2 separate regions of the Homo sapiens genome follow, and region 1 is linked to region 2. A link is a contact called in ENCODE Hi-C or POLR2A ChIA-PET data. All regions are on one chromosome and are shown on one strand. Each heading gives the region's core, a stretch centred on a gene start or an enhancer-like site at or near the end of the contact. The rest is flanking DNA. Distances are from core to core; before and after follow the strand shown.

The links. A loop is a pair of places that touch in the nucleus more often than their neighbours do. ChIA-PET counts read pairs that join two places held with the same protein, here RNA polymerase II (POLR2A). Pooled maps may share reads with other maps.
Region 1: POLR2A ChIA-PET joins it to region 2 with 25 read pairs in activated T-cell. The contact joins two enhancer-like sites. A Hi-C loop is called at or near these places in 1 of 168 maps with a recorded cell type or tissue (HepG2) and 6 of 50 pooled maps. POLR2A ChIA-PET finds 5 or more read pairs at or near these places in 4 of 52 experiments (HepG2, OCI-LY7, PC-3 and 1 more).

Annotation. Positions count from the first base shown.
Region 1 is chr3:4,564,461-4,570,238 of GRCh38, reverse strand. All of the region lies in intron 4 of ITPR1 (inositol 1,4,5-trisphosphate receptor type 1), which reads right to left. It also overlaps the pseudogene LOC124906344. Among named protein-coding and RNA genes, the nearest start is that of ITPR1, 74 kb to the right of the region's middle. Within about 2 kb of position 3,463, at least 6 of the 41 ENCODE cell types and tissues checked have a DNase peak (open chromatin) inside an H3K27ac peak, as active enhancers do; they include PC-3, where a contact is called at or near this core.
Region 2 is chr3:4,473,039-4,478,750 of GRCh38, reverse strand. No RefSeq gene overlaps it. Among named protein-coding and RNA genes, the nearest start is that of SUMF1, 8.6 kb to the right of the region's middle. RefSeq lists a silencer at 3,605-3,654. Within about 2 kb of position 3,875, at least 11 of the 41 ENCODE cell types and tissues checked have a DNase peak (open chromatin) inside an H3K27ac peak, as active enhancers do; they include PC-3, where a contact is called at or near this core.

The sequences.
Region 1 (5,778 bases), core at 2,214-4,713, 92 kb before region 2:
ATAGTCTGTCCTTTTAATTTGATAATATCATGAGGCTCGGGAACTTAAGAAGTTTGAAAGAAGTCTAATTAATGACCTCACATTTGCCTCAGATAAAGTTTGAAATCTAATCATTTTTTTTCGGCAACTATATTTGTTTTCTATACTGAAATAGTAAGCCTCAAAGTATGAGTGTAAAAATACGCAATTCTCCAAAGTGAAGGGCAGCACAATTGTGGCTATTACAGTTGGGACTCATTAACTCAAGAATATCAGTAAATACCAGCCCTCCACCAACCAACAATTTAAAAATGTTAAACTCCCACAAGAAGTTCTTTCCTTGAAACCTGAATATAATTGTCTTAGGTCTTTAATAGCCATTCAAAAAAATTAAATATGCATAAATGCATTCAACAACTGCTCTTCAAAAACCACTGCTATTCTAGAGTTCAATGTGAACAAAGTTTAAGGTTAAGGACTGATTTCTAAAACTATGCAACTCCCATGACAAGCTGGAAGATCTGTTCTCAAATATCAAAACACTCATGTACCCTTTTAAAGACATCTCTAAAACAGCTGTGTTACCTATGCTTGCAGACACATGGCATCATTGCTTCCCAGTTTTTAGATCATAGGTTCCATGATCCCTCTTACTACACAAAAAGAAAGTAAAAGGCATTTCTAAAAGGCATCAGAGATTTGAGTTTAAGAGGCTTTAGTTTATGGATGAGGCCAACACAGAGAATCAGCAATGCACAAGCTTGTCACACAATGTTTTGTTTGTTGACGCTCAATATTCATTTTTCCATTGAAAACGTAGTCATAAAAATGAGTTGACTTATAAAAACATAAAATGTCCTTTGTTTATAAATCTAAACATACTGTTATACTGTTAGAATACTAGAAACTGTTTTAAAATGTTTTAAAAATCAAATTTTATATTTTATATGGCCAAATATAAGGAAACACATCTTCCACACTGTCACCAAAATTAACTTTCTTTAAAATAAAAATAAGGCAAATTTAATGATGTCACTTTCCAGCTTAAAAAACTTTCATGGGATCCCCCTGGATTCTACAAGATAAAAGTCCATGCGCCTTGAAGAGAGCATCAAAGAACCTGCCCCATTCATAGAGTTTGGATATTTGTCTCCACCCAAATCTCATGCTGAAATGTGATCCTCAGTGTGAGGGGTGGGGCCTGGTGGGAGGTGATGGATGGAGTGAGTTCTCTAGAGATCTGGTCGTTTAAGAGCGTGTGACCCCTCCCCATTCTTCTCTTGCTCCTGCTTTTGCCATGTGACATACCTTCCACCATGGCTAAAAGTTCCCTGAGGCCTCCCCAAAAGCTAAGCACAAGCCAGCACCATGCTTATACAGACTGCAGAACTGTGAGCCAATTAAACCTCTTTTCTTTATAAATTGCCCAGTCTCAGTGGTATTTCTTTATAGCAATGCAAGAAAAGCCTAATACACTCATAGAGCCCTCATCAACATTTTCAGCCTCATCTGGAACCATATCCGCCTGACACCTGGCTCCCTCTATTCCAGCCACACAACATGGCTCATTCCTTACTCAAACTATGGACTTCCATATCTCCTTGATTTTGCAGGCTGCGTTACCTTTGCTGGAGTGCCTCTGTCTACCTGGTCACTATCTATCCATGTGGCAAGACTTTCAAGATCTTGAAGCCATCCCTGCCTTCTTAGCCCAGACACACCTCCTCCTCCCACACAGCTCCCTATATTACCAGCCACACTTCACACTGTCAATTAGTTCTTCACACAACTATCTTCCCCTTTTGGGTGAGGTTAGCTCCAGGGAAGAAATAATGCCTTAACCCAACTTGGGATCCCCTGCATCTGGCACATAATAGGTGTTCAGCAAAGCTCTGTGGAGTGAGCAAAGGGGAGAAGAATAAAAGAGAAGTTAAAATAGAAAAAGATGAAAGCATGCAGTCCTAAAAGACAGTAAGGATCTCAGCAGTAGAGTATGCCTAGTTTTTACTTTGTCTCAGTTCCCATCAAAGTTTTTAATTTTGTCTTCTGAGGTTCTCCACAACAACATCACTAGCTACCAGAAAGTTTTAACACAAACTCTATGTAATGACCCTGGCCTCCAGGGCCCAACTATGTAAAAATCACAGACTCTTAATCTCCTTCTCTTCTCAGGTCTGCGCCTTCAGGCTCTCCCATCCCCACCTCACTGCACCGACTTTGGCATAGATTTCAAATCAGTGACCACATACCTGATAAATAATCTACTGAGCAGCACTCTCACCTTAATTACGTGACTTACTGGGAGTGTTGATAGTGTCTATCATTGAACCTCTCACACCTTTAAGAACTAGCTCAAGGTGGGGCACGGTGGCTCACACCTGTAACCCCCACACTGTGGAAGTCCAGGGCAGGTGGATCGCTTGAGCTCAGGAATTCACGACTAGCCTGGACAACATGGTGAAATCCCATCTCTACTAAAAGTACAAAAAAATTAGCTGGGTGTGGTGACGCATGCCTGTAGTCCCAGCTACTCGTGAGGCTGAGGTGGGAGGATCACTTGAGCCCAGGAGGAGGTTGCAGTGAGCCAAGATGGCAGCATGCACTCCAGCCTGGGTGGCAGAGTAAGACCCCGTCTCAAAAAAGAAACCAAAAAAAACTAGCTCAAGCGTCACCTCCCCTATAAAGCCCTCCATGACCCACCTCAGCCCCCAAGCCCACCGCACGTGGTTGACTGTCATCTTCATTCGCCTATCTCTAATCTCAGTTTCGACTTGGAGTCTAGCATGTTCCATGTTATACTGCAAACCATTATCAACATGTCTCCTTTCCTACAACAATTTAAAGTTGCAAGAAAAAAGGACTTGGTCTTCTTAGGCTTTATCATCCCCCCTCCAACCTGGAACATTACACAAATTCAACAAGGTATTACTCTATTAGCAATCACGTCTTTTATCCTGATCACTAGTGCTACAGGAATGGATAAAAAAGAGTAAGAGCTAAAGAAAAATAGTGACAACAAAGTATGAAATTGTCCAGTGTTACTCAGGTAAGAATTGAAGGGGAGACTCCACTTCTCTTCAATTAATGCTAATTGAACACATTACAGACCACACCCTACGAGCTTTCCACATATCAACTTGTTTAACTCTCACAACATTCCACTGAAATAGGTATTATTATCCCCATTTTACAGATGGGGAAACTGAGGTAAAGAGATTAAATGTCTTTCTTGAGGTCATTCAAGTCATAAGTGGCACTGCCAGGATTCAACTCAGGCAGTCTTAACCTACATTGCATTACCTCTCAAGATACACAGCTAGGAGAAAGACTGCAGAATGGAAGATTGCCTAAGCTGAACAGAGAAAGAGAGAGGAAAAGAAGAGAATATGATAAACACTCAACTCTCCTGAGGAGGAAATTAAGAGAGGGAAAACTGGTCCTGACTACTCTTGGTGCCAACAGAATATCTAGTAGTGGCCAAGGCCCAGGCCCAGGTTGGGCTGATTACAGGCCAGAGTTGTATGGGAACAATGAAGGGAAGGTGGAGGAAAGAATCTGCATTGCATTCAGGAGGTTAGGAACCTGGGAAACACCTCAATTTTTGCAGAGTGTTTCAGTGTGTGTGTGTGTGTGTGTGTGTGTGTGTGTGTGTGTGCATGTGTCCCCATTCAGGCTTCCTGGGCCAAATAGTCCTGGCTATTTCTCCCCACTCTCAACTCTGACCTGGCTCTCAACTCTAATTCTATCTGGCCTTACTTGGCTGAACTGACCCACCTATTCCTTACCTTTAAGCTCTTTATTTATTCAGAGCTGAGGTTCCAGGAGCTGATTCAACAGATAGAGGTTTGCTCATAGTAGAGACTGGAATAAAGGTCAATACCTTCTGGGAAAACAACTCCTGTGCAACAAACTACTACTCATACATAAAGTCAGAGTTCATTAAGGTAACTGTCCATCTGAAAAGCAATTATCAGACTCACGAGTTGAGGGTGGCTCTTAGAAGATCTATCCAACAGGGGAAGGAATGAATACAGCCCTGGAAAAATCTGAGGTTCAGTTTCCAAATTGGCTCTGAATTTGGCTTATGAATTCTTACAAGTCATTCACTTTTTGATTTATTTGTCCTCTGAATTTATAGATCTCCTCTCCATCTCCAACATACTTTTATGCAGTTCATTTGAGGATATGTTACAGTTCGTTGTACAGGGATTTGGCTACCAGGAAAATCAATGAGCAAGACGGGGCCAGCATTACGCCACTCAGATTCACTAGGAGTGAAGCTGAACTTCCTGGCACAAACCTTAGGTCAAAATGGCAATAAATGAAAAGGACAAGGAAACAACTGCAGCCCAATGTTCTCAAACATCAATATCACTTTTGATATTAATATACTTAGTGGAACATGAAAATCGCTTTTCAAACCACTTGGACATTCATCTCCAAATTTCTGAAGTTGCACTCAATTTAATTCCCTAGAAGTTGAAATTTTAATTCTGTTTCAATATCAATCACATTTCCACTTAGCATAGAGTCAGCTGTTCAATTGTTTGCAGAATCCAATCTAGTTCAAAAGAGAATTAGTAGCCATTCCGACCTTCGTCTTGGGGAGACAATCAATACAGCCTGCTCTCTGTGGGAACACACTCTCCTGCGGGCCAAGGGGAGATGCTGACCCCAACCAGGAAGGAGAAAGACTGTTTATTTCTTGGCACTAGGAGGCAAAATTTAATTTAACTTTAAGTGTTCATGAGCTTTTCATCCTCAAAGTGCTTCACAAGTATTAACTAATTAATCTTCTCAGTACTGCTGCGTATTACATAAACTCAGGGATAAAGAACAAGGGAGGCATTGAATGGACCAGGTGGTAGAATTAGGAAGATAAGAAACTAACCTCACAATGAGAAACCTTTTACGTGGAGGTGCTATTAGTGGCTAGGGCAGGCTCCAGTGCTAGTGGCTGTGACTATTCTATCAACTCTAGCAGTAAGAAAAATCATGCTGAAACTAGGGCTGCGGTGATGAGCTGAAGGTTCTTTCTGGAACTAAGCCTCAGTTCCCTCAACTGTCAAGTGAGGCTGCTCACAGAACAAACTCCAGAGGGTGCTTATGAGGAATCAACAAGGTGACACATTCAAGATCTTATCACAGAGGAGCCTACCAATGCTCAGTACACACCAGATGTTATTAAATAAAAAAGGGGCCGTGGCTTCCAGGTGTCTGAGCAAAAAATGGGTTAAACAGCTTCAAAATGTTTGCAGGTATTGTCCGTATTTTCATTTGTGAGAGACAATGAGTTTAGCCAAATTATATGCACCTCTTTTATGAACTGAACTGCGTCCCCATTGTAAAATTCCTATGCTGAGTGTTACAGCTCTTTTAGAATTTGTCTAGCGCTGGAAAACCCCTTTTTTAAACTCCTGTGTTGAAGTCCTAACCCTCAGTCGCTCAGAAAGTGTCTGAGACAGTTCAGGCAGCTTAAAAAAATATCATAAATTAAGTGGCCCATAAACAACAGAAATGTATTTCTCAGAGTTCTGAAGGCCTGGAATTCCAAGATCAAGATGCCAGCAGGTTCAGAGTCAGGTGAGGGCCCTAGTTCACAGATGGCACCTTCTTGCTGTGTCCTCCCATGGTGGGAGGAACAAGGGGGCACTAATCCCAATCACCTCTCAAAGTACCCAGCTCCTAACACTACCTTGGTTATCAGGTTTCAACATAGGAATTTCAGGAGGACAAAAACATGCAGAACGTGACTCATTTGGTAATTCGTTCATTACAGTTGTCATTAGTTAAGATGAG
Region 2 (5,712 bases), core at 2,626-5,125:
TCACAAGCCTGTCCTAGTTTCCCAGTGACCTACCCTGTTCTGCTGCTGCTGTGATCCAGAGAATGAACTCCTCATAGTGGAAGGAAAATGGGGTCCTTCAGGTGGCTTTTTCTTTTTTCACATAATGATAATACCAATTATCCCAGAACAAGGAGGAGAAAAAAACCCAGTTCTTACTTTCTTGTCAGATTTCCCAGAGGAAAGAGCATGGCATAGTTCCTTTTTCTTCTCCGAAATTATTTCCAAATTAGTTTGCTCCTGGCCCAGTTTACGTCTATTCATTTCTGTAGCCATTGCATCACACCCAAATGAGTTTCCTCTTTCTATTGTTCGACAAATTTTCACAAAATATTTGAAAATTTTCTGCTTCCTCTTCATTCTGTTTTGTGGGTAAAGCATTATATTCAGACTCTTTCCTCTGGGAGTCCTTTGAGTTACAAAGTTAAATGACATTCCATGGGCAGGAGACTTGGAGAAAGCTCTCACTGTTGTGAGGTGAGCGGTTTGTGAGCGGACATTTATCATCCCTGTTGGCTTATCCATGGGTGTGCCTCTGGGTGCCTTGTACGCTACTTAAGAACTTGTCATTAATTATAATAATGGTAACACATTATAATAGAAACTATTAAGGTCTTACTATGTGCTAAGTCCTTCACATAGATCATCATATTTAATCCTCATCACAATCCTAGGAGGCGGGTTTTATTTACTCTATTTGATAGATGAAGAAAATTAAGAATTCCAAAATTTAAGTAAGCCGCCCAAGATCATTCAACCTGGAAGCAGCAAGGATGGCCTGAATCCTAAACTCTTATCCACTATTTCCATGGTGCTCAAATGGTAGTCCTCAGACCAGCAGCAAATCAGCACTACCTGGGAAACTGAAAGAAATGCAAATTCTTGGACTGGGCAGTGGCTCATCACCTGTAATCCCAGCTCTTTGGGAGGTCAAGGCAGGAGGACTGCTTGAGGCCAGGAGTTCAAGACCAGCCCAGGCAACAGAATGAGACTCTCCATCTCTGTAAAAAAATTTTTAAAAATTAGTTGTGCATAAGGCTGCACAGTGAGCTATGACTGTGCCACTGTACTTTAGCCTCTGTGACAAAGTGAGACTCTGTCTTTAAAAAAAAACAAACAAACAAAAAACAAATTCTCAACCTGCACCTCAAATCTACTGAATTAGAAATTCCCAGGGTGGGGACCAGCAATCTATGTTCCAACCAGCCCTCCAGGTGATTGATGGATGCTGAAGTTAGAGAATTAATTGCACCTTGCTATGCTTTACATGCACAAAGACCACACATGTAACCAGAGAACTATAAAGATTGTCTGGGAAATGACTCCAAAAACTTTGTGTTTTTGGCCAGGAACTTGCTGGGACCCGAGGTTTCCTATCTCTCAGTGGGAGGGCTGAGAACCCCATGGTGTTTCAGAGACTCCCCTGGTATCTCCAAGTCAGGACAGTTAGCATTTCTCAAAATTCCCATTAACGCTGACATCTGAACTCAGACTATCTGTGCCTGAGCCCCAAATGGTTATCACCACCTCTACCCCATGCAAGACCACTCTCCCACTTTCCTGGCAAAAAGGGAGCATGGTGAGAGGTTGAGGGGCAGAGTCCCTCCTCTGGTCACAGTCCCACTGTGGTCCAGCTGTGTCATAGCCAAAGCACATTACCTGACTCCCCAAAGGATGCCAAGAGGATGGAGGGCACACATCTATTGACCCTTTTGCCTCTGAATTCCAGCCTGCACCTAGTGATGATGGTGGAACTGAAATATTTGGATTAGTTTCCCCTTGCTGCCATTACAAATGATCACAAACTTAGTTGCTTAAACAATACAAATGTATTATCTTACAGTTTCATAGGTCAGAAGTCCAATCTGAGGCTCATTAGGCCAAAATCAAAGTGTTATCAGGGTTGTGTTCCTTTCTGGGGGCTCTAGAGGAAAATGTTCCTTTGCCTTGCCCAGCTTGTGACAGCCACCCACATTCCTTGGCCCTTGGCTTCCTTCCTCCATGTGCAAAACCAACAATGTTGCATGTTTCTGACCATTGTTCCATGCTTTCTGACCACATTGTTGCATCTTGCTGACCACAGCCAGGAGGGGTTCTCCTGCTTATAAGGACTCTTGTGATGACGTTGAGACCTTCAGGATAATCCAGGTTATCTCCCCATCTCAAGGACCTTAACTGAATCATATCTGCAAAGTCCTTTTTACCATGTAAGGTGGCATATTTACAGGTGAGACAGGAAAAAAAGAGATAATGAATTCATATATTATTTATCAATTAGAGGAATATATAAAGCCATTTTTCCTTTGTTCCAAGACCATTTGCTAAAATATAAACCTCTGCTTTAAAAACATTTTTTTTTTTAGGGAAGAGGAAGTACTACCACATTATAGGCATCCATAGCTCAAAAAATACGTCTAGATTTCAGAACCATAAACTAGGATGGAAATTTGTCTTATAAGCAAAGTAATACCATAATAATCTCATCTAGTGTTTATTTTCCTTCTTATAACTGCCTACTTGATTTCAATGGAGCACTGTTATGAAGTAGGCAAGAAGAAGAAACTCAGGCTTACAGAAGCTTTGTGACTAAACCTAAAGTCCCCTAAATAAATTCCAGGACCCAAAGTCCAGTCTTTGACTCTAACTCTAGGACTCTTTGTATTACACTAGTCAAGACTGCTCTAAGTAGAAGTAAGTCTTCCTGGAAAGAAGTTACTTCCTCACTGAACCCCTAAGCCACCTTAGGGGATCCCCTTAGTCACACATCCCTGGGAAACCACAGAGTAATTACAAGGATTGAGAGTTCACTCCTATGTTAAGCACTAGCTGAGGTCTGAAAAGGTGATGTATATTTGTACCTTCAAATATATACAGGTGCTTCTGATGTGATTTAATATGCAGTTTCCTTTGCTAATGGACTGCCTCACAGCAGCATCTTGACATTCCATTTTCTAAAAAAAAGAACCCTAAACGTAAAACTGCTATTGAATGAACATCTGAAATATATATATATACAAAGACATATATATCTCCTCTCTACAATTGAGCTCTCATTTGTGAAAAAGTTGGGAACCATTTTTCTCCCTCATTTTATCTGACTTCAAACATTGTGATATCTAGGCTCTAAAAGAGACTCATGACTGTGATTTCTTCTATTATTTCTTCCTCTCTCTTTCCAAAGGCACATAAAGCATCTTTCACTTGCTCTAAATTTCTTTTGGTGCCGTTCTGGCTACTTCTCACCCTTCTCTCCAAACACCACTGCCCAGGAACATCAGGAAGACAAACGGTAAGTTTGGAGGAGAATAATTACAGGCTGTACTGGAGTTGTCCATCACAATGCCTGTAATGCTGCTAGCATTGCTAAGAGAAAAGTGCCCCACCCAGCACAGGTAGTAAGGGGTAGAACTAGTGGCTTATTTTGTGAACGCAGTAGTTTGCAAAATGTATGGATTAGCATCATCTTGGAGCTTGTCAGAAATGTGAATTTTTGGGTCCCACCCAAGACGTACTGAATATGGTGGCATCCCCAGCAATCATTGCTTTAAGAAGGCCCCTAAGTGAGTCTGATGCAAGCTACAGGTTTGCCTGACCCAATTGCAACTGATTGGACCAGAAATAGCTACGTGACTCAAATGCAGCTAAAGCATAGGCTTCCTATTGGTCTATGGTGTCTTGTGGTGAGAGAAAGAGGAGCTGGGCAAACCAGGCTTCCCCTTTGTGGCAGGTGAATGGGGAAACAGTGATGCTGAATGAGGCTGTGCAGTAGCATTGAGGCCATGAAGGGTCAGGAACATGCTGGGAACGGGAACTGTGACTAAGCAGAAGCTGTGAAGCCAAAAACAACAATGACAAAAAGACAACGAGGAGGGGGGAGGAAGGCAAGCCAACTGGAAGAGAAAAAATAAGTGTGCAGGGAAAAGCAGACCTTGGAGAGCTGGGGAGTGAACCAGGAGAGCAGCAGAGTGAAGTTCAAGAAAGTCCGCTGCTGAGGTCCCAGAGCTGCTGCAGCCTCTAAGCCAACTCCTGGTTCTGTTTTTCACAATGTGCCAGTGCCTTCTGAAACTAATCTTTCTGTTGTCTGCAGCTTCTGTCCTGTGTATTCTTAAAATGTATCTTTTCTTTGCATTTTCTTTAAGGAAGTCTTTCCCCATGCCCTCCACCCCCACCCCAGTGCTTTCAAGGAGTGGGGAAAGTAAGACCAGAAGCATTTGAAAAAGAAAAGGGGGCGGGGCGCGGTGGCTCACGCCTGTAATCCCAGCGCTCTGGGAGGCCGAGGCAGGTGGACCACGAGGTCAGGAAATCGAGACCATCCTGGCTAACACGGTGAAACCCCATCTCTACTAAAAATACAAAAATTAGCCGGGCGTGGTGGCGGGCGCCTGTAGTCCCAGCTACTCGGGAGGCTGAGGCAGGAGAATGGCGTGAACCCGGGAGGCGGAGCTTGCAGTGAGCAGAGATCACGCCACTGCACTCCAGCCTGGGCGACAGAGCGAGACTCCGTCTCAAAAAAAAAAAAAAAAGAAAAAAAGAAAAAGAAAAGAGGAAATGAACAAACCAAAACGAAACATTCTCTGTACATAACTTTCTCCACAGCACAAACTACAGTGCAAACTAGTAAAACTAAAAAGCCTAAATTAATAGGCTTTCCAATCAGATAATTTCACCAATAAAGGGCTCCAAAGACAGTCCAAAGAAAGAACCATATGAAAAATTTTTTTCTACCTCTAATTATTTGGACTTCTCTCTTTTACTCTCTAAGTATAGAGGAAGGTGTCCTTTTTTTTTTTTTTTAAAATACTTTGAAATGCTCAGTTTAGATATTAAATGGGTTGACAATAGAAATAATCATAACTAAAAACTCTTGAGCTATTCTTATGCACCAAGCAATGTTGTATGTCACATGGTTTAAGTTATTTAATGTCATTTTCACAAGGGCAAGAATTCTTTTCTGTTTTTTTTTCACTGATGTATTCTCAGTGCCTGGAATAGTGCTTGGCTACTAGTTGACACTCAATAAACACTTGTCTAATGAATTAATGAGAATCTTCATACAATCCTTGGGTACTATTATATCCATCTTGCAGGCCCTCCTGGATGTAAAAATGGAAAGCCACATTTCAAATGTCTATGTGAGTATAACCCTCCTGGATGTAAAAATGGAAAGCCACATTTCAAATGTCTATGTGAGTATAACACTGTCAGGCAGCAAGTTTCTACTTGGACCAAGACCATGAAGGTTTTTATTCATTGGATGATATATTCATTCATTCAGTAAATATTTACTTAGCACTTATACATACCAAGTGTTGTTCTAGCCATTGAGGTTACAGCATTGAATCCTGAAGATGCTATAGCTGCCCCCATGGGGAGACAGAGGAACAAAAGAAATCATTTCAGATAGTGACAAGAGCTATAAAGACAATAAAGGAGGTGAGGTAAAAGAGCAGAATGGGAAAGGGTTATTTTGCATTTGAGAATCAGGGAAGGTTCCTCTGAGGAGATAAGGTTTGTACTGAGACCTGCATGACAAGAAAGAGCCAGCTTTGAAAAAAGTAGGATATTGCAGGTAGAAGGAACAGCAAGTACAAAGACCCTGAGGTAGGGCTGTGCTTGATGTGTTCCAGGAGCAGTAAGAAGGATACCATGGCCAGAGCATGGTGAGCAAAGGACAATTTGATGGAAGAAGAGATC